3 separate regions of the Homo sapiens genome follow, and all the other regions are linked to region 1. The links are chromatin loops, found by intact Hi-C in ENCODE. Cell type or tissue: chondrocyte. All regions are shown on one strand. Links, peaks and the distances in the headings refer to the core of each region. The heading gives the core; the rest is flanking DNA.

Region 1 (10,918 bases), core at 2,001-7,000:
AATAGCTCTGTTAAGAAAAATTGAACCTATCTCACTGTAAGAGTAAATAAACAGAAGTTTCAAGAAATTGCCTCACCCACGGTGAGACTGCTAGTACAATGCAGAACTTGATATACTTTTCAAAAGGTCACATGTATTTCTCAAAGCGTAGGAAACATGCTCCTCCAGTTCTCGTGAAGCACTCACTCACTCACTCACTCACTCACTCACTGGCAGAAGCACGAGATGAATGAGTTTTCCTTAAAATCGGGTTCAAGCACCAGGCTGACAGGAAACCATGTCATAATTAAAATCAGTCAATGTCATTGTTGAAATAGAATGACTTGTCATTCAAGAAGACAATTCTGAGTGGAATTTCAATTACATTTGGAATTAAAATAACTGTGCTATGTAATCTTTTAGAAGGTAGTCCTCTTACTGTCTAAGAAGCTGAATTTATTTTTTAAAACATTCTAATTAGGCATTCTTGAGGAATTTCCACCTTCAGTGAAACTGACAGCCCGTGCCATGCTGTGCCGTGCCGTGCATGCTGTGCTGTTGGTAGTGAGAGCAGAAGCTGAGTGTGGGAGGTGAAAGGAGACTCTTGCATAGTCTTAGAAGCAGACGGAAAGGGAAATCTTCTGTAAATTGCATTTCTAATCAACGTGATGACCATGTTTTCTAGCCCTAAAATTGGGACATGTGACTTGACAAAGAGACAGAATACTCAAAACTGGGAATGATCAGAAATATGGGATTTATGGTTATCACACTATTATCAATGGTGGCAAGGGTCAGCTTGAAGAATTCAGAATTAAAATTTAGATTAGATTTGAGGAAATTTACTTTAAAAATTAATTTCTGAATATGTCACACTTATGAACATTCAATTCTCTGTCTTGAAAGCTTCCCACCACCTCCTTCTCCTAAATATCCTGTTTGTGAGTTCCCATACGTACTTTATAACTTTGTGTAATTGATGGTTTCAGTACCCATTGCCTATGTGCAACTGCATTCAGCCTTTGTAGTTTTGGAACTGAGGATACTGCCCACTCTCAGTTGGCCATCAATAAATATTTGTTGCAGGGATGGAGGGTGGGTGAAACTGGAGCCAACCAGAGCCAGGATAAACCATGTGCCTTGGTGCTTTTCTTGTGAAGGCTTTATATTTACTTCTCTTCGCACAACTAAATATGGGACTAAGTTTGAATAGCACGTGTCTCCTCATTGAAAACTTACCGTTGGCCAGGTGCAATGGCTCACGCCTGTCATCTCAGTAGTTTGGGAGGCCGAGTCGGGCTAATCACTTGAGCTCAGGAGTTCAGGACCAGCCTGTCCAACATGCAACATGGTGAAACCTCATCTTTACAAAAAACACAAAACTTAGCCAGGCATGGTGGTGCACACCTGTAATCCCAACTACTCAGGAGGCTGAGGCAGGAGAATCACTTGAGCCTGGGAGAAAGAGGCTGCAGTGAGCCGAGATCATACCAATGCACTCCAGCCTGGGTGACAGTGAGACCATGTCACAAAGAAAAAGAAAACATACCTGTTCACTACTCTCCCACTTAATTTTCAAAGGCAGCCTGTGTCTCTTTTCCACATTCTCCCATGATGCTCTGTGTTACCAACTACGGCTCTGATTGATTATTGGTGTCTCTGTGGAGAGTAAATCATGTTTTCCACCCATATACATATCTCAAAAACAGCCCACCGTTCTAGGTTTTAACTGGACAGCTTCAAATTGGTGATAATTAGCCCTATCAATACCCTAGTTAAAGTTGGTATGTCTAAAGAACTAGTTCTTGGGTACTAACAATGGCTACTCATGGTAAAATGTTGGCCTTTTGGTGGAGTTTGTTCTAATGATCTAATGTCTTAATATTGCTATAGCACTTGGAATAGTGCTGGGACATAGTGAGAGACATTTTTGTGTTTGCCATTATCTTGCTTTATATCTCAACAAGCTTATGGGGGCAGAGAAAACTGATGCAAAAGTCAAGGAGTCTCTTAAACGTGTTATCTCCCATGGCTTAGTTTTGAGTTTCTTGTTACAGATAAGTGATATTTAAGCATAAAATAATAAATTTAAAATGTGGTATTGATAGCTGAGACTCAGCCCCTTTATGGTGGGACAGAAGCTTGTGGAAATAGTAGATACTTGGGATTGAACCCCTTGTGCCTTAAGGACCAGAAAAACTTCTCAGTTATTGAATTTGGATCGGGTTTTACTAACTGATACATTGCCTATTGGTTTGTGGGTACAAACTGTGTTTCTTTGGATTTTTCTTAAGAACTGGGGAAAGAGCTACATTAGCCTTGATTGTTGGCTGATTTTGATATCTGTAATGATTTGACTTGGAACAGAAAGGCAGAACATATTTCATACATAGAAGGTACTATCCAAAACACCTAAAGTGCAAATTATGGAGAAGCGACCTGACTCAGTAACAAACTATCCCGAAGAGCCATGATCAAGCATCTTCTCCTTGAGCAGTCTAGGGATGCACAGAGGGGGCCACAGAACAGTGTTTAGAAAGACAGACCCCGTCTTGAGTATCTGATTAGAGTTGAATGTCAGCAACTGCCTTGATTTCTCTCTCATTTTTTTTTTTTTTTTGAGATGGAGTCTCACTGTTGCCCAGGCTGGAGTCCAGTGGTGCAACCTCAGCTCACTGCAGCCTCCGCCTCCCGGGTTCAAGCGATTCTCTTGCCTCAACCTCCCACGTAGCTGGAATTACAGGGGCCCGCCACCATGTCTGGCTAATTTGTTGTTGTTGTTGTTGTTGTTTTTTGTATTTTTAGTAGAGCTGGGGTTTCCTCATGTTGGCCAGGCTGGTGTCGAACTCCTGACCTCAGGTGATCCACCTGTCTCGGCCTCCCAAAGTGCTGGGATTACAGGTGTGAGCCACCGTGATTGACCAAAATTTTTTTGTTCTTTAATATGTAAAATCTCATATTGCTTTGTGGAAGGGTGAGAGTTTTCTAAACAAAAGCAAATTGGATGCCTTTATTCTAGAAGGGTGTCTTCATTCTGTTTCACTGGTGAGTGCAAGCCTTTGCGTGGCAGGGACAGTGCCTTATTCATGTTTTATCCTGAAGGGCTTACAGAGGTCACGCCATGAAGAGCGGTTCTGAAAATCATCTGTGGAATGAATAAATGAATGAAAGCAGGAAAGGCTCTTGTCCTCTAGATTGTTATTCAAACAGTGTTCGAATTGCTATATTATCCAACAATGGCATGCGGGAAAAGACATGAGGGTTAAAAGAGAAATCAGTCAGCAAAAGTGCCAACCAGAGAGGGACTTTAAATGAAACCTACTGGGAAAAGTTGACGGATGTGTCTTCCCTAAAGATTTTATTTTTTCCTATGGGGAAAAATGCTTTGAAGGAAAGACTTTTGATTGAGAACAAAACCACAGTCTCTGGAAAGTGTGCAGCTTAGCAGGCCATCTATAGAGAGACTTTAAAGCCAGTTGGAGGTCAACTTATGTTCCTAAGCTCTGTAATCTTTTCAAGAAGGGTCTTCATATCAGGTGGCCTACTTTCACTGAAATGCCACTGATATTGGCTAAATTCTGTTTCCTTTCCAATTCATATTCTGAAGTCTTAACCTCCAGTACCTACGTATGTGACTTTTTTTGGGAAATGAGTGGCTGGTAAATTAACAGATTAGGTAAGATTAGGTCATTTTGGAGTGGGGTGGGCATTTGATCCAATATAAGTGGTGTCCTTGTTTATAAAAAGGGGAAGTTTGGACATGGACACACGCGCAAGGGGAATACCGTGCAAAGATGAAGGCAGAGATCCAGGTGATGCGTCTACAAGCCAAGGAAGCCAAAGACGGCCAGCAAGGGGAAAGGCAAGCAACAGACTCTCCCGCACAGCCTCAGAAGGAACCAGTCTGCTATAACCTTGATCTCAGGCTTCCAGCCTTCAGAACTGTGAGATAATGCATTTCTCACAGGATGCATTTCTCACAGGATGTTTAAGCCATCCTGTCTGTGGTACTTTGTTATCACAGCCCAAGCAGACGAATAGACCCACAGATGATTCAAACACTGTTGTACTTTAATGGTTACTGCAAAATACCACAGTTCACGATGATTCTACAGCGATACTCTAGAACTGCTGTAACGTTCGAGTAGACATGAGATCACTGGGTGGATTGTGTTTTTACCAACATATGAAACTGTAATTATCCATGAGCACCGTACTGCCTTTGGAGACACTGCTGGGACTGTGACTCAGACCTCCCTTGAGACAACTGGTCATTAGGAGTCACAGTGATGTGGAATCAACTTTGTCTTTCTGAAAAGCTGGAGATATTCATCATAGCCTGGACTGCCTGGGATCTACATGTTTTCTCCGTGTTGTAATGATGTGAAACACTTTATTAGCAGAGGAAGACATTTTTAGGAGAAGCATTTTGAATCAGAAGGCTTAAGAAGAATTCTGCTTTTCTCGTGAGTATCAAGTAGTTGATTATTGAGAACTGAAAACATTGTAGAAGGATAATTTACAAAATGACCCTTAAACATCTGCATTTATCATGGAAGATAAAAGTCTAGAGAAACTGTTTTTTAGCTGCTAGGAAAAGCTGTGTTTTCTTCAGAGGGTAAGTCATAGAGAAGGATCATGGTGTGGCCAGGGCAACCGAGCCCCAGGGGGGCTCATCCGCTTTAGGCCAGGCCCTGCCTACAGCAGTTTGCAGAGGCTGGTCTCAGATGCTTGCCAACAAATACAGCCCTGCAATGCAGTGACATTGCATTCCGGCAACTCTCTGTTCTCTTCATATTTTCTCATAAAATCTTGGCTCTGGCTAAAGAGAAAATGCCGTGCGGTAGGCTTAGCTCCTTAATGGTGAGGTGTTGATTTGGTATAGGTCTGTTTTCAGCCAACCCAGTACTTAATGTGTGGGGATTTTGTTGTTGTTAATGATAACAGTATTGTCTGGCCAAAAAATCATCCTTGCCATCCAGAAGTAAGACTATCATCGAATCACGCCACTTCTGCTTGCAGACAAGCAGCAGTGGACATGTCAAAACCGTGTGTGGTTATTAAAAGTTGACTTAACACCCTACTCTCTACCCTCCACTGTCCTTTGCAAGATTTCTTCAGTATATCAGGGGATCCATCCTTTTTTCCCTCCACTGCCCCCTTCGTAGCTGCCCCTCTGACAAATGCCTCCTAATCCCGCAAGCATTGCTGTTCAGCTGCTTCTGAGTCAGCTCATTTCCTCATGATCTTGGGGCCCCTTCCTCCAAGTGGTTTACCAAGGTGTGTGTTTATTATGTGTATATAATAAACACACACATATATAAATAAATATATAATAAACACACACACTAAATATATATCTGTATCTATATCTATATCTATCTATATATATATATATAGAGAGAGAGAGAGAGAGAGAGAGACAGGTTCTTCCCTTAAGATGTACTCTAGGGCAATCTCATATAAGAATTCTTTTCCACACACTTTTACTCACTTTCTCTTAACTCCTGTAAACTTAGAGGCTAGACCATTTACTTACATGTCCTTGTTATCTTTCTTCTCTTTCTGCATGTGTGCATGTGTGTGTGTCTGTCTGTCTCTGCCTCTCCTGTCTTTTTCTTTCTTTCTTTTCTTTATTTTTTGTATTGACAGTGACTCTCTCCCTAACCTCACTCTGGTCTGTCCTTGGCCCATTTAGTCTAATTTCAGCAAGAATCCTGCTGCGTCAGTTTAATGAAAGTCCCCTGCACTTGGGGTCTGATCCCCCTTGGTACCTGATCAAATGCCTCATCCCCTAGCCTTGGTATCTTATCACCCTGGCCTGCCTTCAACAAGATTATTTTTGAGTCAGCCTAGTAATAACCCCCGGCCTTGATGTTCCCACTTAGTAATTTTCCATCTGCTCACCCGCAGCCTGCTTCTTGGCCATCAGTCTCCGCTCGTCCTTGTAGTTGGAGTTGAGCTCAGTCACTCTTCCCAACTACAAACCTCCTTGTGGTGTCCCCCCTCATAAAATCTGTGTGTCCTTAACAAGTGTCATGAATATTTTTTTCTCTAGCAGTAAAAGAGTTATTATAATTAGACCATAAGCTTTTCCAAGGTAAAACTTTTCTCCTTGGCTCCTGAAATCATGAGTATATAGTAGTTGGTCAATAAACATTTGCTAGTAGATGGATTCTCCTCTTCCTTCTCATTTTCCCCCATACCCTCCTTATTGTCTTGCTTCCTTTTTCCTTCTCTGTTTAGCATAAAAATGATGAATCATAATGATAAATTATCTAATGTGATCATAATGTATGTAATTCTGTGTAGAATTGTTCATATACTTATAATTATACCATAAAAAGTGAAGATATCATCACTTTAAATATATTCATGTGTTTTCTTCATTTAATCAGCATTCTCTAACTTACTATTAATGAAATTATCCATTTCAATAGGGTAGGTATATCAATGCATTGAGTTTTTAGAGGCACATACATTTCACAGGGACTTAGTGTTTTATAAAAATATGTAGCATTGATGCATTAATTAAGGGAGAAGTAAAAATCCACAGAATTCGTATACAAGTCATTATTACTTTTTCCATCACAGAATTCTGCTTCTTTTTATTTTATAAGAAGAATATAGAAACTATGATTTTTCATTGCTTGGAAACAAGTGGATAGCATTGGAGGAGGGGACAGATCATATTTCATGAGTTACACCTTCAGAATAACATAAGATAGTGATAAGGAGAAATATCTTATCAAAACAGAGAGAGCTGAAAGGATTCAAAATCCCCCAGTTTAAAACTCTATCCAGGGCCGGGAGCAGTGGCTCACACCTGTAATCCCAGCACTTTGGGAGGCCGAGGCAGGCGGATCACGAGGTCAGGAGATCGAGACCATCCTGGCTAACACGGTGAAACCCTGTCTGTACTAAAAAATACAAAAAATTAGCCGGGCGTGGTGGTGGCGGTCGCCTGTAGTCCCAGCTACTCGGGAGGCTGAGGCAGGAGAATAGCGTGAACCCGGGTGGTGGAGCTTGCAGTGAGCCGAGATCGCACCACTGCACTCCAGCCTGGGAGACAGTGAGACTCCATCTCAAACAAAACAAAACAAAACAAAACAAAAAAACCTCTATCCTAGTGTTATAATAGAGATACAAGTTTTATTCACTAACATAAAGTAATAAAAACTGTAATTCTATGGGGTTTTCTTGTTATGTTTGGGGGATGAGGAGGTGACCATTTAAAATATCCCTGAAAACAAGTGCAGAATTATCAGTTTCATATGTTGTTAGCATCCTGTTCTGATTCTTGTAGAAAAGTAGTGACAAAGATAACACACATTTGTTCTGCCCTCGTGTGTGCCATGCATGGTAAGTGCTTTCTGTACATTGCCTCATTGACTCCTCACAACCACATCGTGCAGTCATTTCTTTTCTTATCTCCATTTTATCCATGGCTGAGCTGAGGCTTGAGAGTGAAATAAACTGCCCAAGTTCATCCCCGTCAATAGCAGAATATGAGATTCAACCCATAGTGTCACACACGCCCAAAATCAGGCTTTTAAAAATCTCTTTGCGGCCAGGCACAGTGGCTCATGCCTGTAATCCCAGCACTTTGAGGGGCCAAGGCAGGTGGATCACGAGGTCAAGAGATCGAGACCATCCTGGCCAACATGGTGAAACCCCAACTCTACTAAAAATACAAAAATCAGCTGGGCGTGGTGGTGCATGCCTGTAGTCCCAGCTATTCGGGAGGCTGAGGCAGGAGAATCTCTTGAACCCGGGAGGCGGAGGTTCCAGTGAGTCAGTGAGTCGAGATTGCACCACTGCACTCCAGTCTAGCAACAGAGTGAGACTCTGTCTCAAAAAAAAAAAAAAAACCCAACAAAAAACAACAAATAAAACCTCTTTGCTATCATAATGAAAACAATTGACCTTTGATGGATCATACAAATGAGATATTTGCTTGTACTCTGCTTTAAACTCAATTATAAAAGACTTTGGAAAGAAGAGCTATGATGATTTACAGATTGAATCTTTCTACATCATGTGAGGTTGATTTCTTGAAGTTTCTCAGAACTGGATTGACACCCTCTGAGTGTTAACTGGTTGGAATGAATCCAAATTCCTTCAGCGCTTGTGGAAGCCTGGGTCACCTGTCTCAGAGATGTTTATCCCAGACTTGCAGACCCAGAAATCTTGTGAGGTGCTGCCCAGGAACCCACAGTGGTAACAAGCTCGTCATAGGATTCTTGTGTAAACTAAAGTTTTAAAACCACTGTTATAAGGGTGATTTCTCTTTCTATAGGTGGAAAAAGATTACATCCAAATGTTTAGTTTAAAGGAATATCACTATAATTGTGATAAACCAGGAGTTGCAAACTCGTGGCCTGAATGACAGTAGTTTTTCCTTTGGCCAGCACAGTTTGTTACCATAAGAGTTTGGATGTGTTTATGTAAGGCATACGCCCTCTATTTCAACACAGTGCCCATGACTTCCTAGCATCTTAGACTTTGAAGATACCTGCATGATCCCTGAAGAAAGCTGGAAAGAAGAACCTTCTTGGCCAGGCGCGGTGGCTCACGCCTGGAATCCCAGCACTTTAGGAGGCCGAGGTGGGCGGATCACGAGGTCAGGAGATCAAGACCATCCTGGCTAACACGGTGAAACCCCGTCTCTACTAAAAATACAAAATAATTAGCCAGGCGTGGTGGCAGGCGCCTGTAGTCCCAGCTACTCGGGAGGATGAGGCAGGAGAATGGCATGAACCCAGGAGGCAGAGCTTGCAGTGAGCCAAGATCGCGCCACTGCACTCCAGCCTGGGCAACAGAGCAAAACTCCGTCTCAAAAAAAAGAAGAAGAAGCTTCTTATACATGAAATCCATGAGATACTGGGGCCCCACGTGCCTGACTCTCCCGCAGTGCTCAAGACCTGTCTATAAAGTAGTTTTTCTCTTTGTTCAGGGAGTTAGACAAAGAAGAAATATGTTTTCTTTTTTTCTTTTTGAGATGGGGTCTTGCTCTGCCACTCAGGCTGGAGTGCAACAACAGGGTCATAGCTCACTGCAGCCTCAGACTCCTGGGCTCAAGTGATCCTCCCGCCTCAGCCTCCCAATGAGCTGGGACCACAGGCACATACCACCACTCCCAAATAATTTTTATTTTTTATAGAGACAGGATCTCTCTATGTTGCCCAGGCTGGTATTGAACTCCTTGGCTCAAGGAATCCTTCCACTTTGGTCCCCCAAAGTGATGAAATTACAGGTGTGAGCCACTGCCCCCAGCCAGAAATATTTTTTTTTCTATGCTTCTTCTTGCCCTCTATAAGTGACTTAAATATTCTCATGGGTCATTTGAGACCTCAGTCCTTTTTGATAAAGCAGAAGGGAAAAAATGGACAGGAGGCCTTCAGTGAAAACAAACCAGCAATATGAGTATTTTTCAGAAATTAAGAAAATAAAACAATTTATGTTAAATCAACAAGGTGACATATCAAATAAAACAAATCAGAAGTCCGTGTTGGTGATGAAAATGATAGGACTTGTGTATCCCTTGAGTGTTCACCATATAACAACAGTACCTATAAGGGCTTTGAAAAGAAAAACTGTCAAAATTAATCAAGATTCATTTTTGGGAAAAGATGACATATTTGACAAATTAAACCACTTAAGGAAAGAATAGTAGAAATGACATATAAACTTAACTTTATTTCATCAATATAGGTAATTGAAGTAATTGGGCTTTTATTTTGTAACTAAATATATGTAGTTTTCAAATTAAGATGTAATGGAATTTTGACTAATACTTAATTAGGAGCCTTTGGTTAAGAACTGAGTGCTCTCTCAGCAAACTAACACAGGAACAGAAAACCAAATACCACATGTCCTCACTCATAACTGGGAGTTGAACAATGAGCATACATGGACACGGGGAGTGGAATATCACACAGGGGCCTGTCAGGGGGTGGGGGGCAAGGGGAGGGAGAGCATTAGGACAAATACCTAATGCATGTGGGGCTTAAAACCTAGGTGACAGATTGATAGGTGCAGCAAACCGCCATGGCATGTGTATACTTATGTACCAAACCTACATGTTCTGCACATGTATCCCAGAACTTAAAGTAAAATAAAAAATAAAAAAAAGGACTGAGTGCTCAAAATTTTTTTATAAGTTAGGAAAACCAAACAAAAATTATATATACACATATATAATATGTATAATATTATATATAATATGTATACCTTATGTATGTAAATGTATTGTTGTATGTAAGAATATATTTTATATACATATAATATTCACATATATATGACAATGTGTAATATATATTATATAATATGTGGTATCATATTTCATATATATCACATATAAAATTGACTTGATTTTATAATAGCATGGCAGTTCAATAAGAAGGAGGAAAGTAAAGAACCGTAAAATCCTCTTTGTTCAACTTTTCCTTGGCTTGTGGCTTATATAGAGCTATCCTAGGTTTCTTCTGCTGGTTAAGGATTGCTTATTTGTGATTAGGATTAGTTGATAGAATTAATGTCAGGGTCAGCAATGGATGAGTCTGTAAGGGGAGCCCGTGTGCTCTAAAGTGATGATGAAAGTCACTTTCTTAGAAATAAAGATCCTTGTGCCACATCAAAAAGCTTTTAAATATGTCAATTAACCTCGCATGTTTCCTAAGTAAACAGAGATATGGGCAAAGGTAAATCTATAAGGATGTTTATCAGAACAATATTTAAATTATACTAATATAAAATATAAACAAACTGTGCTCCAGAAGTAGTATACTTGTGTTTTAAAAATTGGCTTTTATAATAGAATTCTACATTGCCATTAAAAAAAAAACAAAACCACAACTTGAACATTTCAAATCAACACGTCCAAAACGAAACGCTTTCCAACTAGATGTCCTCCCATCATTTATATATGAGTGTTTCC
Region 2 (10,918 bases), core at 3,812-8,811, 160 kb after region 1:
AACTTATTTAATCATTTACTTATTCAGCAACTACGTATTGGCCCCTACTTAGGGCCAGGCAGAATGCAGTACCTGCGGGAGGAATGTAAGTCATGTGAGGGGCAAGCGGGAGCTGATAGGCTAGTGGAGGAGAGGGGCTCCGATCAATTACTCCAACAAATTCAAGCAACTGAACCTGAATTTAGAAGGAATGAGGAAGGTGATTCTTTACGAGTTAAAAAAAGGGGGTGGCGGGGCTACGCTGGTGGAGCAGGGAAGTCCTTCCTGAGGAAGAGACACGTGAAAGCTGGAGGCTGCATGGCATTCGCCACTGGGCAGGGAAGGCATTCCCATCACATTGAGCCAGGCAAGCCAGGGCCCTGGATGAGGCACAGTCCAGGAATGGAAGGGAGGCTGGAGAGGCCGGAGGCAATGGAAGGGAGGCTGGAGAGGCCGGAGGCAATGGAAGGGACGCTGGAGAGGCCGGAGGCAATGGAAGGGAGGCTGGAGGGGCCGGAGGCAAGGGAAGGGAGGCTGGAGGGGCCAGAGGCAATGGAAGGGAGGCTGGAGAGGCTGGAGGCAATGGAAGGGAGGCTGGAGAGGCGGGAGGCAATGGAAGGGAGGCTAGAGAGGCTGGAGGCAATGGCACTGGGAGGAAGGTGGTGGAGATCTGGGCAGAAATGCTGCAGAACACCAGATCGTGCAGGGCCTTCAGTGGGCCACATGGAGAAGGCTTCACAATTTTCATAGCAGATTTAGCGACTGTTGCATATGCTCAATTTCAAATGGAATAGAAATAACAAGAAAAGCTAAGTCATGGTTACATAAACAGCAGAGGTGCTCTTTAAATACACAAAGAATTCAGGCAGCCAGTTTAAAACAAAGTTTCAGGCTGGGCGCCGTGGCTCATGCCTGTAATTTCAGCACTTTGGGAGGCTGAGGCAGGAGGATCACCTGAGGTTAGGAGTTCGAGACCAACCTGACCAACATGGTGAAACCCGTCTCTACTAAAAATACAAAAATTAGCCAGGTGTGGTGGCGCATGTCTGTAATCCCAGTTACTTGGGAGGCTGAGGCAGGAGAATCGCTTGAACCCAGGAGGTGGAGGTTGCAGTGAGCCGAGATCACCCCATTGCACTCCAGCCTGGGTGACAGAGTGAAACTCCATCTCAAAAATAAATGAATAAATAAAAATAAATAAATGAAACAAAGTTTCAACTAGAAAATTGAGCTTCTAACAGAGGTTTTAAGAAGTTATTTCTATATAATCTCTTTCAATGATACTGGTCCTTTAACCTTTTGTTAAGATTTTCACCTCACTTGATAAACCTCAACCCAGATGGCAAAATGACACATGTGATGACAAATCGCCTACTAAAAAGTATTTACTTAACATCAATAACCAGGCAGTAGAAGTCATTGGACGTATGATTTGACTCCTTTCAAACAGTGCTGCAAAAAGGCGTAAATCATGGCAGACTGCCGAATGTAATCCAGATAAGCCCAAGAGAAAGCATAGGTTTAAGAGTCAGTAAGGCAGTTGCAGTCCCATGCCTCTATCTGCCTTTCAGGACACAAGTGTAGGGAGCTTGCATGACTGGTCTAAAGTCACTCAATGTATGGGCTTTAGTTTCCAGCCCGATGCATGCATTACATTGTTCAGCAGGTGGCATACCATGGGTGAGGTTCCTGTAGATGACCCGACGGATGCTTGCTACGTGCCCAGAGCTACCAGGTATCCTTATTTTTCTTGCATATGCTTCACTTCATTGAGTGTGGTTGAAGCAGACAAGCATAAAAGGTGTTACTCCAGGCCAGGTGCAGTGGCTCACGCCTGTAATCCCAGCACTTTGGGAGGCTGAGGTGCGTGGATCACCTGAGGTCAGGAGCTTGAGACCAGCCTGACCAACATGGAAAAACCCCATCTCTACTAAAAACACAAAATTAACCGGGTGTGGTGATGCATGCCTGTAATCCCAGCTATTCGGGAGGCTGAGGCAGGAGAATTACTTGAACCTGGGAGGTAGAGGTTGCGGTGAGCCGAGATTGTGCTATTGCACTCCAGCCTGGGCAACAAGAGCAAAACTCCGTCTCAAAAAAAAAAAAAAAAAAAAAAAAATGTTACTCTACTTAGTCTAGCCTTCATTTTGCTTACAATGTGCGTGACTTCAGCACTTCCCTGTTCATCCCCATCCCTTCTTTTAGTCAGCATTAGCTGATTTCTATAGGAGAATCTGACTGCTGTTTCAATATGTCTTTGAAACTCACGCCAGTGTTTCAGATGGTCTTGCTGCCTCGCCCTAAGCACTAAAATATTTGACTAAGAGAATGACACATTGTTCTCCTGGGATACTAGACAATGCCACTAGAATGACAGGGACCAGGGAGGTCTCTAAACATCTATAGCACAACTCACTCTTCAAAGGACTGCAGGGGTAAAGAATGTTCTCTAGAAAACAATACTCATGGGAAAACTACATTTACTTCCTTCCTACTGGGATCCTCTCAAATAATAGGAAGCGATGAGGAATCAATTGAGAATTCTGTGCTGTCTTGGGAAAAAAATGTAAAACAACACTCAGAGAAACCCTCTAAATATATGTGTTCAAAAACTCACGCCCATGAAAGTCCTTGGAAATCACCACAGTATCTTTTAAAAATTACTAAATTTAGCCACATATGGAAATCTGCACAGTTTTTCAAATATATTTTGATTATTTAACCAACATTCATATAAAATTTACAAAGCAGCAGATTTTTCCATGGCTGTTTCAAATAACAATTTTCACCCTCACAACAACCCAATAAAAAAAGGTCTCATTACAGAGGAGGAAACCGAGGTATGGGGAGGCTAAGTAAGTGACCTACAGCCACAGCCACGCGTAAGTGGCAGGATGAGGATTCGAACCCAGGCACCCTGACTCCAGACTCTACTCTTAAGTATTATGCACTTTTAAAAGTTTTCTGAAAGGTTCAACCAAGAAAGTGAGAAGCAAAGCTGCAGATGGTCTTTGCATATAGAATTGGAAGTTTTAAATGTTACCAGCGTGAGCCCAGATTCTCTCTTACAGTGAGGATTTTATTTTTACCAAGCTCTGTGAAACACACAACGCTCAGGTGCCGCCTGAAAATGTGAGAAGTCATTCGGCAAACTAATGAGGTTATTCAGACACACTCTTAAAGTTGGCGTGCTCGTTTATTTAAGGCCGGAACAGAGGTGGAGCGAATAACAGAAGGCCTCTCTACTCCAAAATATGGGTCTTTCTCACCAGTTCTAACAATTGTAGAGTTATTGGGGTTAACAAGATCCTCTTTTGGGATGTAAATACCCTCTAATATGGTTTGATCTGTGTCAACTATGCCTTAATGATGTACAAATGATCTAGATCCTGGCCTTTCCACATCCAGTCTGATGGGACTCAGTGCTTGCTTTAATCTGGAATCAGCTGTTCACGTATGCAGATGCTCGAGTCACATCCAGAGTCATTAAATCTGACTCTCTAGGGGCGGGGCCGGGGTACTGGTGTTTGTAAAAGTTTACCTTATATTCACCCAGGGATGACAGACACTACTTCATATCATTTCTCTCAAGTTTCAACATGTTTACACGCAGCCTGGGGATGTTGTGAAAATGCACATGCTGGCTCAGTAGGTCTGGGTGGGGCCTGAGGTTTTGCGTTTCTAACAAGATCCTAAGTGATGACGTTAATGTTGGTCCGTGGACTACTTTTTTAAGAAGCAAGGCCCAAGACCAGCGGTTTTCAAAGTGAGGTCAAGAATCACCCGGGAATTTGTTAGGGATGCAGAATTTCAGGCCCCGCCAGACCTACTGAATCAGACGCTCTGGGGTGGACCCAGCAATCTGTTTTTACGAAGCTTCTGGGTCATTGATGCTCACTACCTTTTGAGAACCGTTGGCCTGCATGGCACTGCCCAGTAGAAATAGAATGCAAGTCACATAGGTAATTTTAAATTAGCTAGCAGTCAGATTTGAAAAAGTAAAAAAGAAACAAGTGAAATTAATTTTAGCAAAATATCCTATTTAACATACTATGTCCAAAATACTGTCATTTCAACACATAATATAAAAATTAATGTCATAATTTACATTCTTTTTTCAACGTGTGGTCAATATAAAAATGATATGATAGTTTACATGTTTTAGGAAGAGACAACATTAATCTATTTTTATTTGTACAAATTTGTGGGGTACAAGGAGAATTTTGTTACATGGATGGACTGCATAGTGGTAAAGTCACGGATTTAATGAATGTGTCCATCACCTGAATAATGAACATCGTACCCACTGAGTAATTTCTCATCATTCACCTTTTTTTTTTGTATAAAGACCTCAAAATCTAGCATGCATTTTACACTTATATGACATCTCAGTTCTGACTAGCCGCATTGAGCTCAGTAGCCACATGTAGCCACCATATTTGGAGAGCAAAGCTTTACACTTACAGCAGAGATGATGGTACTGACTTTCACCAAATGCTTGCTGTGTGTCAGACATTACCCAGGTAAGCATTTTCTGTGCATTATTCCTATGAGCCCTATGACAACTCATTATTATCCCTGTTTTATACGAGAGTGGGTTATGTTGATCTTTGTTTCCTTAATGCCATAGCTTCTCAAGGAAAGCCAATATTTAAATGCATTATACCCTTTTTTGGTATAAACTATTATAAGGAGGAAAAAGAAAAAAACAATTAAAAAATGTGTCTGTCTGCAGCTAGGCTTCCAATTATTACCAGTAGAATTACCATTCCACATTGAGGCCAAGAGAAACAAATATCCCATGTTAGATTGGCAGGTATTTAAGACATAGTAAAATGTAACCATTTAAAATAAGTGAAAAGAAAAATGCTTTATTCTAGAGTCATTTTTTAAAGCCTGGTATACATTTTTAAAACAAAGTTGATCTTATTTATAAAATTCAGATTAGAGATTTCAAAGTTAATTTATAATTTTTTAATTTGAAATACAGTTTTAATATAAGGTCTATTGAGCCAAAGGATTTCACTGTTTTTAAATAGTACTTGAAGTAGTAGTCATGTAACCCTTTTTTTTCACATGGCATAATCCTCAGTATTTTCCATAATCTATTTCAGTGTCTTTCTTTAATGGCAAAGAAAGAATTGAATTTGAATTTGATATAAGCATCTAGCAACCAACCCTCACATTAATTATAAAATATATCAGGGCATTTTTTTTTTTTTTTTTTGAGATGGAGTCTCACTCTGTTGCCCAGGCTGGAGTGCACTGGTGCGATCTCAGCTCACCGCAACCTCCACCTCCCGGCTTCAAGCGATTCTCCTGCCTCAGCCTCCCAAGTAGCTGGGACTACAGGCGCGTGCCACGACATCCTGCTAATTTTTTGCATTTTTTTTAGAGATGGGGTTTCACCATGTTAGCCAGGATGGTCTAGATCTCCTGACCTCATGATCCACCTGCCTCAGCCTCCCAAAGTGCTGGATTACGGGCCTGAGCCACCGGCAGTTTTTTATACTGAATTCAGGTTGAAGACTCTCTTTTCATCTCCCGATGGAAAGCCTCTCAGCAGTACTTTCTGACTACTTAAGCATTCTTTTTGTAATGGGGAGTAGGGGGTTGAAAAAAACCAGGGATTTCATCTATTGGAATGAAAGCGTTCATAAACATACTTAACTGCTTCCTTGGTAGAAAGTAAGTAATTTTCCTCCCTGGTGGTGGTGTAAAGGCACAATGACTCAATGGAAGCCTGAAGTTGGTCTGATGACACACAGTATCTTCCTTCATCCACAATAGAAAGAGATCTCAGTCTTCAGCTGCCATGATGTGAATAGTCTCATCATGTGAAAAAGTCTGGAAAATATTTAAAAATTCTGTTTTTATTTATTCTCACTGCATCTGTGTGCTCTAAACCCCTGAAGGCAAGGACACTTCATTCTGCCCACCACTGTATTCCCAGAGTGCTTGGCTTATAGTAAGCTCTGAAGTGCTCACCAAATAAATATTTGCTGAATGAATGAATGAATACGACTTCTTAATTTTTATTTCTAGAAACAAAATGAAGGCTCAAAGTTTGTCAGTCATTGCCAGTGACCCAACCAGAATGATTTCTTCATTGGCCTGTGGAGGCAGAAGCAGGGGTCACTGTTTGTCTGCCTCATGTCACTGAATGGTCCCCAGTCTCTGCCAATAGATAAGAGATGTCAACGCTTAACCCAGTAGCTTTCAAAAATAGCATAGTTGATGAAACTGGAAATTTAGGTGCGGGCTCTTTTAAGAAATCATTTGTCTTCAGTCTTAAGAATAGACTGACAACAGATACTGCTACCAGAGGGCTCTCAACTATTTCTTAAGACCCCCTAGGAAATATCAGAAGAAAAGCCTCCTTCTCAATAAAGCATAAGTAGGACATCTCGTTTTCAGTGAATCAGGTAATTCATTTTGAAAACTTGAGGAGCACTGTGTTTCTTTAAGATTCCAGTCAACTTTGGGTTTGTTTTGTTTTCAATGGTGCTGGCAGTTTTCCTCAAAATTTAAATGAATATTTGCACAATGAACCAAGTCGTTGTGGGTTTCCTGGTTGGTGTTTTCTCCCCCCTGGAGTGGGGGGTGGCGATCTGGGCAAGGCATTTTCATCCCTTTGCAGACAACCCCGGCTGCTGTTAATGCTGAAAATAGCTCAAATGCTCTCAGAACAGTAGCACCACCCAGCAGCTGGGATTCTTTCCCTCTCTCATTTGCCTCTCTCTTGCTTTTTTTCCTTCAGACACTTGGATTGGACTTAATCTTAAACCTCTGGAGTTCAAGACCTTTTAAAAAGGGCTAAATAAACAATCTCTACATGTAAAAGGCCACTGACTCCTACTTCCTCTGTATAGAGCAACTGTTGAACTCAGCTGCCTGTAGGTAAGATTTTTTATTCTGGAATTATTTAATTGTTTTCTGGTATGTTCATAACTAATGTCTTTAAAATAACTTACTTATAGTGAAAATAATAAGGGGAGTTGTGAACAATTTTCAGGTAAACACGGTGTTCCAGAATACAGCAGGAGCATCTGGGCATTTTTGTGGCTGTAAGTTTTAAACTTTGCTTAAAGCTCTCATAATAGTGACCTGCAGTACACGCTTGACTATGACTAAGCCATGGATCAGAGGTCTAATTAAGCCTGATTGCCAGAGCAATGAGAGGATGTTTCAGACATCATATTTTTGTTGTTTAGACTGCTTTATTTTTAACTTTCCAGGGGCATTAAAAAAAAAAAAAGAGGAAAAAGATGCAACCATCCACCTGAGTAAAGATAATATATATAAGTAATTGTTCTTTAAGGGCAATGAGCGAGCCGTATTGTATAATGTTCTCCTTTCATCACTGTTTCGTTCATTGCTCGTGTGGAATTAGAGTGGTTGATTTGGGGGAATCTGGGGGTTTTGTTTTTGTTATTGTTGTTTTGTATGTTCCTAGCACATTTTAGGGGACAGTGTTGAGGATTCCTTACTAAGCTGACTGTCTTTTGCTGGGTACATCTGCTGGCAGGTTTCTCTAACGTGACAATGTGATACTTCGGGTCAGTTTCTGTGGCTCCCCTCTCCCCCTCGTTACGCTTGCACTTGACATTTTGCGAAGTACTTTGATCTGTGGACTTTAACTTCAAACACAGCATTTACTTTGATTGTGGCTATTTACTATGCTCAGTAAAAAGTCTCCTTTTTTTTCCTTTTGGTTTAATGCTTTCATAGCATTTCCTTTAAACAATTTATTGGAGCTTTAGTTTTCCTCACTGATCTGTCTTAGATTTCACTTCTAGAGGGACCCCCAATTGTAAGAAAAGTGTTCTCTGGTAAAGTTCTCCCCAACACAGACTTCAGGACAGTTCATGGCCCCTGTCTGGCAGATGTGTAAGAGCAAGCAGCAAATGAGAGTGCACAGAGCCCCGCGCTGGCTGCCCTGCTGCCTCAGAATCTCCGTGTGCCTTGGGGCCCAACTGGTGCTTTTTAAAAACATGGATGCTGAAATCTTTGGAGTTCAGAAATACTTTTTTTTCAGAAAAGTTTATTGGTATCACAGAGCACATATCAAAGGAAAGCATGCATTTTAACCACATAAGGATCGTCTGAGTAACAAAAACGGGAAGAAATAACAAAGAAAAAGAAAATTAGAATCAAAAGAAAACTGGAAAAAAAAAAAAAACCTTAGTAGCCAGAAGTCTGTTTTACGAGTGAAACTTCTGCTGTGTAAGGGATAAGGGATTTCTTAAAAATGTATTTCCTAAAATGGGCAAAATGTAGCACTTACTAGCCATTCAATCAGCTTTGGAATATTCTCTTCATTGTGAAGAAAGCACAGGTGTGTGTGACATTTGTTCCCTTCTTCTTTCCCACCCCAAGCACAAGGTATTTTCACAGTCCTCAGCCAAATACAGAGTTTGACGTTCCCTGGCAAACGGTCCCTGCGTGTTCTGTTGAAGGTTAGGAGTAGAATGAGCCTAATCCTGTCAGGAGACTGTTTAAGTCCCAGTCAAGGACGCTAGCTCCTCAGCGCTGACGCAGTCTGCCCCGTCCTCTGCACCTTGCTAAGAAGGACAAACGCAAGTGGCCACAGGACAAATCTCCAAAGGGGCGGAGCTGTGGAGAAAGCTACGGCAGAGATCTCCCTGGATTAGGAGCAGATGCAATCGAATCTCCAGAACTTGGATTTATAGTAGAAAAACCTAGAGATGTTCAGTCTAATCTTTAAGTTTCCCAAACCTGGGCATTTCATTGCCACTTTTCCCCTTCAAATCTACATTATAAGAAGCATGTCAATCATCGCATTTATGTGTATGGTTACCATTTTAAATCCTCCCGTTATTTTGAGCCTGGGCTTTGTTGGGGGGATGGGGTGCGTCTAGCTAGAATACTCACTCTCCCTTAGTACTGGGAAGCCTTGGTCTGCAGGGCTGAGTGCAAATATATTGCTAGAGGTGATAGTCCAGCGGCAAAATTAAATGGCACCAGGATGAAATCTTTTTGGAGAATGGTAGGTGATCATTCCATTCCCAGGCAAGCCATTTTCCCCCTGTTTTGTTTTGTTTTTTTTTTCTTTCTGTTTCTCTTCACCCCTGAATTTTACGTTGAAACTTTGGATTGTTTGAATGTGAAACTTCAGGTGAAAGCTAGCCAAAGCCACCGAGTTTCACCCAGCTTCCACATGAAAGAAGTATTCTACCCAGCCTTGCACGAAACTTGGCCTGTGTTGCCAAAGGTTTCATGAATGTCAGTGAGCCTGGATTTGAAACATAACCCAAGGCCAGGTGACTTCTGGTGACTTTGAGGCTTTATTGTATTAGTATAGAATCTGCTGAACAGGGACAGTCCTATTTCCGCATCTTCTACTATAGTTTCATGAGGGCACACGTTTTCCCCCAGTAAACTCCCATTTATCTCATGATGTTTGAAAGCCAGGTTCAATCCTAATGTGAATGTTTGTAGCCGTGGGATCGAAGCACTGGCAGATAGAGGTCTGCGTTTTAAATTCCAGCAGCCTGGCCCTCAGTGGTGTGAACATGTTGGTATAATTCAGCTGAAGGAAGGAAGTCCCGGGAGAGCCGTGGAATGCCTTTCTTTGCTTAAATATACCTCTGTGCTCGTGAGGAACAAACAGTAACATTTTGTCCAGGTCTATCCGCTTGACAGTATGCCTTTTGTTCCCTCTCCAAAGGTGGTGTCAAATATATTGGTGGAAAAATAATAAACTTCCAGATATTTTTTTTCCGCCTGCTCAACTGATATACTCCAAGGGAACATTGCAAGCATTGAGAAGTTCAGTACTGTGGCTGGGAATGTAAGGTATACTGAGAATAAAGGAGCTCTCAGTGAAGGCAATGTCCCTCAGAAAAGCATGGCGACCCAGAGTTGATGTGGGTGTGAACGGTCAGATGGTCCCCGGTTGGGAAGGGGTGTGTGTGTGTTTTCTGGGTCGGGGTAGTAGCGAGCAGAGAGGAAAAGGGAGATTTGTAAGCTTTGTTCAGCAAATCTGTCACATCGAAAACAAAAATAATCAAGCCCAGGATCTGAAAACATTCCTTTCTTTTGTAGATCATATAAATTTGTGTTGGCTGAATATTGAATTTTTTTGTATTATTTTTCTCATTAGAGACACCAAGCATTAGGATTCCAGGCATAGTAAATAATCTCCAATGAAAATATGACCCATTGGGAAACATAAAATCATTGCAGATAACTCCCATGAGTCAGTCCCAGGAAGGTCCTCATGGTTCTCTGGCAGTTATGAAATGCTAAGCCACCCAGGACACTAAGATCTGACTTGTCCTTTTCTTAGTTGGGAGATTTCTAAACTCATGTGAAGAATTTTCATAAAAATGAATGTGTGGCCTCACTAAAGATTTAGGCTATCTTTGGTGAGATACATAGATATAGATTTATTATAAAATTAAATTGCCATCAAATTTCATTTTGAAATTTCATAGTCACTTATATATTCAATAAAACAGACTTTCATTAAAGATGTGGTTTGCATTTTAGCAGGTGACATGCAGTGGATGCCCTAGTAGAGAAAGCACTGGAAAAGCTAGCAATAACACAATTTGGAAGTGCCATATGTAGAAGCTGCTTTTTAGCACTGGCTTCACCAGTCATAGTGTAGCATTTATCAGCATATGTGATTTGATAGCCCCAGACTGGTACAGTGAGCAGAGGAAAGGAAGATGTTCAAATGGAGGTTCTAGAGAAAATCATTCAGAACCATCCCACAAGGAAGCTCTCACTAACCATATCAAGGTATAAGGAGTTCAGTAGTTTTAAGACATTCATCATCCATAACAAAACAGAAAAAGGGGAAGGATAGGCTTGGCGTGGTGGCTCACGCCTATAACCCCAGCACGTTGGGAGGCCGAGGCAGGTGGATCACTTGAGATCAGGAGTTCAAGACCAGCCTGACCAAAATGGT
Region 3 (10,918 bases), core at 3,415-8,414, 280 kb after region 1:
TGATCCTTTACCAGGTATTTGATCCTTCTAGAATAGGTTGCTTCATGATATATACATCCAAACAACTAGGTTCCTTATGTTATTCACCAGCTCTGGAAACATTCATTCACTAGAAGATATCCCTGACTAAGTCTGAGAACCAATCCCTTGCCTCATGTCAAAGGACATCCACGTCAATGCTGCATGCGGAACAGCACCACCGTGTTCTGATTGCTGATGTTACGACTGTCAGAGCAAAGTCGTCCTCCACATTTACTTGGTACTGACTCCTACTGATACCATTTGGCACCTCTGTTGGCAGAGTGGCATGCCCACTAGTCAGCCACTTTCATTCTTCCTAACCACTCCCTGGACCCTCAGATACACAAGAGAGTGATTTTCAGAAATAAGGGAATAGAGAGAAGGCAAAGAATGTAGCATGCCCTCTGACATCAGTTTTCAAAATAAATAAGAGCTTGGCAGCTGATTACTCTCATGTGATTGGAAGTCTTTTATTATCACCTAATGGAATGATGTTTACAGGGAACTATGTGCTAATTTAACTCGATGCCTTTGCGCTTTTCTCAGAGCCAGATAACAGTGAATGGAAACTCAGGAGGTGCCGTGAGTCCCATGAGTTACTATCAGAGGCCGTTTTCCCCCTCGGCATATTCTCTCCCAGCCTCACTCAACTCCAGCATTGTCATGCAGCACGGCACATCCCTCGGTAAGTAATTTACTCACCGTGATTTCCATGGCAACCTCAATGCGGCAAGTACAACCACAGGAGAAAGATATGCGGCATCAAGGTGAGGCGGGAGCGCTCAGCACTCATGACCCTATCCCCAGGGAGAAACTGGGGCAGAGGACCCAACATGGGAGGAAATGGGCACCATGCTATTCCAAGACCATGTCTCCACCTGTGTCTGAGCCTGGTGTGGGCACTTAGATGTCTGAGGTGGTGGAGTAGAAAGAAAAAGAAAATGGCTACTTAGGGCAAGGGGGTTTGTGCCACTGGAGGACATGAATGCAGGTTTTCCACTAGGGCAGCTTGTTCGGACTTGGAAGAGCTTCCACCATGGACTATTTCCTGGGGTCTATATAAGGGAGAATCGTTTGACAGTTAAAACAGTGTAACAGGAGGACAGGCTGTCCCACATAGCAGGGACGCAGTCATCTACTGGCTCACACAAGGAGAAAACCACCATTCAAACCAAGGCTGGAAGACCTGCAGTCAGGGATATGGTAGCAGGAAGCCACACAAGAGAAACTTAAGTGTTCCCTTAAATGAAGGTTCTGTCATTGTATAGAGCAATCGTTCTCAACCCTCTGAGGACTAGGAATTCAGTGAAAGATAGAGCTCTCCTCCAGAAAACAAATGGACATACGGACGTTCATAAAAAATTGTAAGCAGATAATTTCCTGGGGCTCATGGACTTTTTGTGGCCTCCTGTGAAAGAAGCTTTGCTGTACAGTGATAGAAATGCTCTTACATGGTCAAGTATGTTCAGATAGTTCAGAAAATAATGTGATAAATACTTTTTTTTTTTTTTTCAAGATGGAGTCTCACTCTGTCGCCCAGGCTGGAGTGCAATGGGGCGATCTCGGCTCACTGCAACCTCTGCCTCCTGGGTTCCAGTGATGCTCCTGCCTCAGCCTCCTGAGTAGCTGGGATTACAGGTGCCCGCCACCGCACCCAGCTAATTTTGTATTTTTAGTACAGACAGGGGGTTTCACCATGTTGGCCAGGTTGGTCTCGAACTCCTGACCTCAGGTGATCCACCTGCCTCGACCTCCCTAAGTGCTGGGATTACAGGCATGAGCCACCGTGCCCGGCCCATAAATATTTCTTAGTTTGTAAAAATGTAACTTAAAAACCTAAAATATCAAAAAAAATACGAAATTGAACTATCATAGGAATTCAGGCTGTACAAGTTTCCATGATGTCGACTCACTAGGAAGCTTCTAGGACAGCAGGGAGCAGAGGGGAATTCTCAGGACAGCAGCACCATCCTGCACCTCCCAGAAAAGGAGAGGCCTGGTCCTCTGGCCACAGGGGCCAGCAACAGGGGGAAAGAAACTAAAACCCAGGACTTGAACCACCATGTCTTCTTTGACACAGACAGTGCACCTCCTTCCCCAGCACTGATTCAGTATTGAGAGGCTATGATGCTGTTCGTTTATTCAGGGATGTTTTATGTCACCATCCAGCATGTGCATGGTGGAACTCAGCTTCTGAGGTCAACCAAAGCTCTATAACTATAAAACTTTAAAGGTAGCCGCGGGACTTATTAAAGTCTAAATATATCTGTGCCTTCGCTGATGCTATGCCTGAGGATCATCTGTGAATCCTACAATGATGTCCTTTTAGAGTTAAGAAAGTAAAACTGGTTTATGCCGAAATTTTGCCCTTTAACAATCAGCCCATAGTGTGGTGTTATAATGGAAGTCCATTATATCTAGATTGTTTAAAATGGAACTATGCATTTACACACATATAAAGTAAAACTCGACAAATTATTCTAGCCACAGCTTTTTCCCAAATAATTATTAACAAAGCCTGACTCTGTCTCATTGCCTGTCTTAGTGAATGCAGTTTTGTCCCTATCCCCACCCAACAACAACAACAAAAATACTTGAATGTAGATAGGCTTTGATTTTAGAATATATTGATAAGTAGATTTTACATATAAAATATTCTGCATGGGAAGAAATTCCCAATGTAAACACTGAACAAATTCCAGCTGGCCAGTGCTGTGATAAGGTTTCGGAGGAATATGTACATCTACCTTGCCCTAGATGAATTTTACACTTAGTTTAGGACAAAAGATTGCTAAGATGACAGCTAGTGGACCATATATGAGAATAATAAAATAAAGGGTTAACTTATATTGCATAAGGTATGGGTTCATAGAATGTAATGGATCAGATGTGAAGGCAGAGTTGATTCTCCTTGCTTAGAGTAGGACTTTGCACATGCTGGTGTTCAAAAAACATTCGTCGCTAATAAAAATACTAGTATCATGGAGGCCCACTCAAGTCCTTTTTGGAATTAAATAGAAAGTCAATTAGTGTCAAATATCTCACCGTGTCTTAATAAGGACTAGCTTAGCCGGGCGCGGTGGCTCACGCCTGTAATCCCAGCACTTTGGAAGGCCGAGGCGGGTGGATCACGAGGTCAGGAGATCGAGGCCAGTCTGGCCAACATGGTGAAACCCCGTCTCTACTAAAAATACAAAAAAAAAAATTAGCTGGGCGTGATGGCGGGCACCTGTAGTCCCAGCTACTCGGGAGGCTGAGGCAGGAGAACGGCGTGAACCCAGGAGGTGGAGCTTGCAGTGAGCCGAGATCGCGCCACTGCACTCCAGCCTGGGTGACTGAGCAAGACTCCGTCTCAAAAAAAATAAAGAAGTAAAAATAAGGACTAGCTTGAATGTTATTTTCACATTCAAGGGGCCAGTAGCAGGGGGAAAGAAACTACAACCCGGGACTTCAACCACCATGTCTTCTTTGACAGCAGCCAGCACACCTCCTTCCCCAGCACTGATTCAGTGTTGAAAGGCTATGATGCTGTTCGTTTATTCAGGGACATTTTATGTCACCATCCAGCACATAAACTGCACATAAAGCAGTTTTATAACTAGCCTTATCCATTCTTCATCAAAAAATGTATTAAAAATGACTTTCTGATGCAAACTAAATTGAAAATAGTCATAATCATAGTAATAGCAGTTACAAATGTTACAATGGATTTTACCTCAGAGAGATCTGAATTTTAATTACCCTTATATTGATGAGTTAAAATTTCTTAAAAAGCTTCCTTATGGCCGGCCACGGTGGCTCACGCCTGTAATCCCAGCACTTTGGGAGGCCGAGGCGGGCGGATCATGAGGTCAGGAGATCAGGACCATCCTAGCTAGCATGGTGAAACCCCGTCTCTACTAAAAATACAAAAAATTGTTTGTATTTTGTACAAAAATTTTTTGTACAGGCATGGTGGCACGCACCTGTAGTCCCAGCTACTCTGGAGGCTGAGGCAGGAGAATCGCTTGAACCCAGGAGGCTGAGGTTGAGACCACACCACTGCACTCCAGCTGGGTGACAGAGCGAGACTCCATCTCAAAAAAAAAAAAAAAAAGCTTACTTATTTTATACAAATTTTTCATGAAAAATACATTTATACATGATATATATCATATACACATAATGATATCAATGAGTCCCACCCTGAAACATGAGAATTTTTTTCATTTCCACCTTAAAGGACTTTCTGAGTGGCAGTCCTGACAAACCATGATATAAAGAGTATATACAAAGTGTCATTCTTTGTCACCAACATTTTCAAATTAATTGCAGAAAAATATAAAGGCATATTATTAATCATACCAGAGGAACGGTAATAATGATGATTTTTTTAAAATTCCTGTGTATTAGAAGTAAATGGACTATATACTGCATGTCTGTACTCTGTTGCTTCTGAAAGTATTCTAGAAGTTACTAAAAAACATGAAGAACTCGATAAGCCTCATCTAAATTATATCCTTAGGGCAGTTTTTGTCATCAAAGAGTAAAAAGTCATAGTTTTTGATATTTTAAGGTAAAAATGCACATAGGAAATCGTACTAATAATTTTACAGCATTTATTTATTCAGAAGCTTTCATGTCCAAAGGCTTGGATGTGAAGATTTTTTTAAGTGATTTTTGGTTTTGCTTCATTTTTATGAAATCACTGTTACTGACTCAACAGTCATGTCTTTGTCTGGAAATACATTTCAAAACCTATAAATAATAGTAGTAGCAGTATCACAAGAATAATATTGATGTAAATGATGACCTGAGGGAAATTACTGAACTTGTCTCAGCTCCTGCCCCTTATCTATAACACTGGTTCTTGCTCCCCCTATCCTGCCCTCCCTCAAAGATTACTGGAAGGATAAGAAGAGATAATGCATTTAGAGCACTTCCTAACTCAGAGGCCTCCACACAGTCATTTAACAAATGCCATTCTTCCCTCAGCCTTCTTCATAAAATGGTGAGGCCCTTGTTGGTATAGGTCTGTTCCCCGCACACCTACACAGTTTCCACCAGCTCAGATGGAAAGTAAATGAGTTAAAAGGGACAGTGATGGCAATATGGTCTCTGTGTTACAGTTGGCATAAATATACAACAAGACACATGAATTTATGATTCCCTGTGCAACGAATACGTTCCATGTTACCAAATTTTCTGTGCAGATTCCACAGACACATATCCCCAGCATGCGCAGTCTCTGGATGGCACCACCAGCAGCTCTATCCCCCTGTACCGATCCTCAGAGGAAGAGAAGAGAGTGACAGTCATCAAAGCCCCGCATTACCCAGGGATCGGGCCCGTGGATGAATCCGGAATCCCCACAGCAATTAGAACGGTAGGAAATGCCAGCGTGTGCGTCTGTCTGGGGCTGTGCACAGACTCCACAAAGGACGGATTGTCCACGGCTTTGTGCATTCCTAGGGTCTTATATAAGGAGGATTGCCCTCCGTGCCATCCGACTTCTCATGAATGTTATGCTGTGTGTGGCAGAGAAAGAAAGCTGTTGATGGGAGAGAATTACACAATCTGTTTTTCCATTTGAATGAAACATCATGAACATTGCGATTTTGTTAAATGGTAAAACTGTGTTGTGTGGTTTAGTTTGTTTGTTTGTTTGTTTTTCTTTTACCTTTTACCAAGGAGGCTTAGGGCAATAGAGAGAAAAGAGAAGGAACAAGACAATGGAAATTCTTTGGCTGCATTGAATTCCCACATGCATTGCGAATAAAGCAGTGATGTGTTCGTTTTTTGAAATAGATGTGTGTTAACACCGGGAGATTGGAAGCTGTGATTTGGGAGTTGGGAGGTGAGATGATTGGAGTGAAGAGAGTTAATGTCATGGAAAGGAAAAGCTGTCTGAAGAAAAATACACATTTTAATGTCCCTCTTCAGCCGTGCCTGCTGAGAGCTCTCCTGGGATGATAAGTGAAAGTGTTTGGATTTTTTTTTAAGTTTTAAAACTCTGCCAAAGCATTGCTCAGTGTATCTGGGCAGCCCCTTCCGGCAAAACGCAGCAGTAGCAGAGGCAGCTTCTGAGAGCCTGGGCAGGCAGCAGCTGGCTGACCAAGTCCACTGGAAGAGAAGGCTTGTGCCAGCCGGGAGAAGGAAGCCGGGGACAGGATGAAAGCAACAACACCTTTGCAGGTGAAGTTGGGGGCCATGCGGGGAGGGACTGCAGCTGCATATACTTTGCAGCAAGACCCATGTAAAGCTGGGGTGTGGCCAAGAGCTGCTCCCCTGGAATGCAGACCTGGGCAGCCAAGACAATAAGGGATAGAGGCAAAGAATGGGAAAGAGAGCAGGAAAAAAAAAAAAAAAGCCGTGGTAAGATTGGAAACAGTCAAAAAGAACTAACGATAAAGTGTGGGGATTTTCTTCTCTCCTTGACTTTACATTCTTATATGGGGATTATGTGTTTTATATACAGACAGAAGAGTTTAAAATGGATTATTCTCAGCATCTATATTACAATTGAAAGCCAAAAAGTAAATCTGTACAGCAGTTACTGGGGTTTTAGACTCTTTAGATTGAGGAAACGTTGAATGTGATATGACATTCTAACAATCTGTCTTGAAACTGACGATTGCCATATTTATGTGCCAAAGAAAAGTTCAGGGATTATGACCAATATTCTTCATTTTATGATGATTACATGTTTCTGGTGATGATGTTTTCTTGTTCATTTCCCTTCTAAGATTTCTGACTCAAAATGGTTAAATTTGAAACTTTCTTCTAATTATATAGGGATAGACAGTCAGACAGAAATGGTGTCATTGGTTTTGTGTAACTGGCACTTGAGGCATAGTATAGACAAAATTAAGAAAGCCCTGATTCTATGTAGTTATAGATTCTGTCTGAGAGGATTTTATCAAAGATATCTGGGTATGTTTTTAGGTCAATAAATGATATATAATGGACATGCAAGCCTGGTCCATGTTTTCTTCCTTTATAAGACATAATTTCCTTAACTAACCAGACTTTGCCTGGTTAGTTTCAAAAGGAAAAACTGAGATGCTAGAGATGGTTGATGAAAATTAAATCATCTTAAAATTTTTAAAATGTTTATCAACTGCCAAATCAAAAGCACGTTTGGGTATGCATAAGCAAACACACTAAACATTTAATGCCAGTTTCCCTTCTATAAAATAGAAAACACAATATAACCAATGCAGAAGTTCCTTATAAGGAACTGTAATTTTTATGCACAATTGTTGTCTTACTTGGACCTTTAAAACTTGACAAAGAAGGTCCAGGTCTATGAGGACTCTCCTCTTACACTGACTATACAGCCCTCCAGAGTACATCCCCATGTATAGCTGTGGTTATAAATGTCAAGTCAGGCTGTCTCTGAGCCACAGCAGGCCAAGACTCTCCAAGGTTGTTTTTCTTTCTCATGTGTAGAAAGTAATGATGATCAGATTCAGTGTATTTGCCAAAGGCGGTACTGTCACAATGTACCATGCTGCAGTATCGTTTTAGACAGCCAGCCTATGCCGAGGAAACAGAATTTTGTAAAGTCATCCAGAAACTCTAGAAAGCCAAGAGTCAACAAACAGTACTTTTGAGCTATTTTAATGCAGGGAATCAGCTCTCCAGATTGCCCTCTCTCATGTGACCTGGGACATCTATGTGAACCTTTCAGTGCTGTTCTTCAAAACAACAAAAATCGCCAGGGCTCAGCTCCCATGAGATTGTGTCATTAAGGCCAGCTAGTTAAGTGAAATACAAGATTCTTTTCTTCTACTTCCAATATAACACTTGTTTGAGTATTTTCAAAACTGAAAAGGAGAAAAAAATAGAACAGAGTCACTGTATACTGCTATGTAGAAAATATGTCCTTTTTTATCTTTTTTGAAATCTCTGCGTGTTAAATCAGTGTAGAGTTCTGATGTTTTGAAAACTGTAGGAATGTAAAAATTCAGGTCTATTTAGTCAAGGTTGTAGAAAAAACGGCATAGTGAATTGCTAGTAGCTATTTTTCATGCAAAATGATTTTACGTACAAAAGTAAACTTCCTGAAATTTGAGTAGACTATTTTCTTATTCTCAGCCTTAGGCATAGCGATCTCCATGATGGCATTTACAAAAGGAACTTTAAATGCTTAGAGTACTTCTTTTAGAAAGGGACATAGAGTTTTCGTATTTTATTTTTCCAGCTTCATATTTCCCTTTGCCAGCAGGGCATTTTCTGGCATCTTTGTGCTCACCATATAAAGCTAGCAGATGGCATCACTGTGAGATCCTACCTGATATAGGCCCTCCAGCAAGTGAAGAAAAAAAAACCTGTCTGTCAACATGTATTGCCATATACAGTGATAGGACTTACTTAGTAGGCTTCCTTGTTGCCATCAGCACGTCCAGGAAAACATTTTTGCACAACACTATGTTGTATTTTCTGTTGCTTTGGTACAGTAAAAGAAATGAGGTTTAATGAAAGAGAAATCAGTCCTTTATAAAAATAAACTTTCTTGAAAGATACATGTTTAGCAACTTTGAACCAGCAAATAATAGACCTTTGCTTCACCACTGCAATCCCTTCCACCATGTCCCGTCCTTTGACTGAATAGTCAATCAATAACCTCAACTCTTCCATGGAGAAAGAGCCGAGAATGAAGAGCTGACTCATAACGAAGTCAAGTGGCCCTTCATGTTAACCTGTATTTGGGGTGATTTTTCAGAATAATATATTCTCAGAGGTCAAAATAAATTTAGATATAGCACAAAACCCTTAATGTCCAGAGGAAAAATGCAGTGACCACATTTCTGGGGAAAAAAAGATCAGGCAATAAAATCTAACCCAAAGCTCAGTCTAGTAAGTATAAGAATGCTTTCGTATCAGTCCTAACAGAAGTTTTTAAATCGAGATCTGTCTTGGAACGTCTGGTGTGTTTAGTTACTATAAGCAGAATCATCAAGCCTGTTGCCCAGGTAGCTCTCAGAGAGTTGGGGTAAGATCTTGCCAAGCAAAATCTGTGAGTACGATTATAAAAGCATGTGTCTACTTTTACAGGTATCCAGAAAGGCAGAGCTCTATCCAATAGGCTACGTTCATTCATTATTTCATTCTACAAATATTTGCAGTTCCCTAGTGTTATTATTTATTGAGTAGTTGTTATATTCTAGGCATTGTTCTAGGTCTTGTGTATACATTGTCTCATTCGATTTCCATAACAATCCTATGATTTAGATATAATTATGTCACTTTAGAGAGGAGAAAACTGAGGCTCAAGAAGGTGACATGACTTGCCCAGATTCGTATTGCTAGGGTGTATTAAGCAGCAATTTAAGGAACCAAGATTTGAATCTTAGTTCAAGACTCTACATTAATTTCATCTTTCCACTACAGCCTACTGCTCCCCTCATGTCCGACGCCTGGATCCGTAAGGACTTCTACTCTCAAGGAACCTACAATTTTAGCCGAGCAAATGTTGTATACACTCTGTTATCATATTAGCATTTTTGAAGCAATATCTACATTCTTAAATTTTCCGTAGGACTCTGGGATGCCTACTACATTCAGTATTTTAGTAGCTTAGACTAGTAAATAGCAAATTTATTTCTCTAGAGCCACACTGATCAGAATACAATTTGAGTCAAAAATATTCCCCAGTTAATTCTGAAAACACTGTCTTACAGAACATTCAATAAAAAGCATCTAAGGATAATGATCATTATCTACCAAAAGGAGTTAAACAAATTAGTACAACAATAACTTACATTAAGTGAACTTTATATATTTGTGCAAATATCAACTCTCTAGTGCAGGGTACAGCTATAACTTGAAAAAATAAAACCATAGCATCTAATGTTCCAACTCAGCCTAAATTCAAACACAAGGCCATATGTTTACAAACTGCACACATAACTAAGTAAATTGCTGAAACTGTCATGAAGCCATAGCAAAGAGTCAGAACATTTTATCACAGAATGGGACTCTGTTATTAAGAACATAAAATAGAGAAATGAAAACACTGAGAAGCGATGTTGATTGGAAGCCAGTTTGTAACCATTGGACGCTCTCTTCATTACAGACAGTCGACCGGCCCAAGGACTGGTACAAGACGATGTTTAAGCAAATTCACATGGTGCACAAGCCGGGTATGTCTGCTGCTCTGCTTTCTGATGAGGTCCTTGTGGGTTGAAGGGACTACATTCGTCTTTTGCATCGGTTTGATTCACACACAATGTCAAGACCCCAGCAAACTCCGTGTCCCCTTTCTTTTCAGCATGCCTCCTGTTCTCCTTCTGTCACCCCTCCGGTGACAGATCCCTGTGCCTCTGCCTCCCACCTGAGCTGCCAAGAAGCCTCCCCATGGAGGACAACCAGGCACTCTGGCCTCAGCCCTCCATCCTCCCCTGTCCACAGTCTAAATTGGTGTGTTGCCTGGGTGAAAAACACATTGTTCCTCTGTCCACCCCTGTCTGCTCTCATCAGGAGAGTGAGCCTGCGCGGGTCTGCCTGAGCCTGCTCTGTAGACAGGAGACCACTAAAGCACTTAGTAAAGGAAATTTGCGATCCAGAGCAGAGAGGTTTCTGGGGAAGCGAGGACAAGGGCCTGACTTTGCATGCTACGAAGAGGGCAGCAAGACGAATATGTTACAGATAAAAAAGGGCAGTTTGCAGAGGCCTGTGGTGGCACACACCTGTAATCCCAGCTACTCAGAAGGCTAATGTGGGAGAATGATTTGAGCCCAGGGGTTGGAGGTTTGGAGGCTGCAGTAAGCAATGATCACCACTGCACTCCAGACTGGACGACAGGGTAAAACCCTGTCTCTTAAAAAAAAAGAAAAAAAGAAAGAAAATGGCATTATGAACTAGGAAAAATACGTTGCTTTTCTAACAAATTTCTGTTGTTTGTCTGAAGTTC

The links. Hi-C counts contacts between places; a loop is a spot of excess contacts. Peaks named below come from ENCODE experiments on the same cell type or tissue, not always from the same donor. Only the 100,000 strongest peaks of a DNase experiment are listed, where the experiment ranks them.
Region 2: a loop joins it to region 1, with 2.2 times the contacts of the local background. A loop is called at or near these places in 2 of 110 quality-filtered maps.
Region 3: a loop joins it to region 1, with 2.3 times the contacts of the local background. A loop is called at or near these places in 2 of 110 quality-filtered maps.

The regions. Positions count from the first base shown.
Region 1 is chr4:185,926,463-185,937,380 of GRCh38, reverse strand. It overlaps a transcript of SORBS2 not described here. Among named protein-coding and RNA genes, the nearest start is that of SORBS2, 120 kb to the right of the region's middle. In chondrocyte, for the core only: no CTCF peak of the experiment used is centred there; a DNase peak (open chromatin) is centred at 4,674.
Region 2 is chr4:185,771,188-185,782,105 of GRCh38, reverse strand. It overlaps SORBS2 (sorbin and SH3 domain containing 2), which reads left to right. Exons shown (of 27, transcript NM_001395207.1): 2 at 6,740-6,879. Among named protein-coding and RNA genes, the nearest start is that of SORBS2, 36 kb to the left of the region's middle. RefSeq lists a silencer at 6,497-6,791. In chondrocyte, for the core only: CTCF peaks have their summits at 6,440, 6,639 and 8,523; no DNase peak of the experiment used is centred there.
Region 3 is chr4:185,651,892-185,662,809 of GRCh38, reverse strand. It overlaps SORBS2 (sorbin and SH3 domain containing 2), which reads left to right. Exons shown (of 27, transcript NM_001395207.1): 8 at 568-706; 9 at 5,214-5,386; 10 at 10,082-10,148. Among named protein-coding and RNA genes, the nearest start is that of SORBS2-AS1, 69 kb to the right of the region's middle. In chondrocyte, for the core only: CTCF peaks have their summits at 5,837 and 6,037; a DNase peak (open chromatin) is centred at 6,108.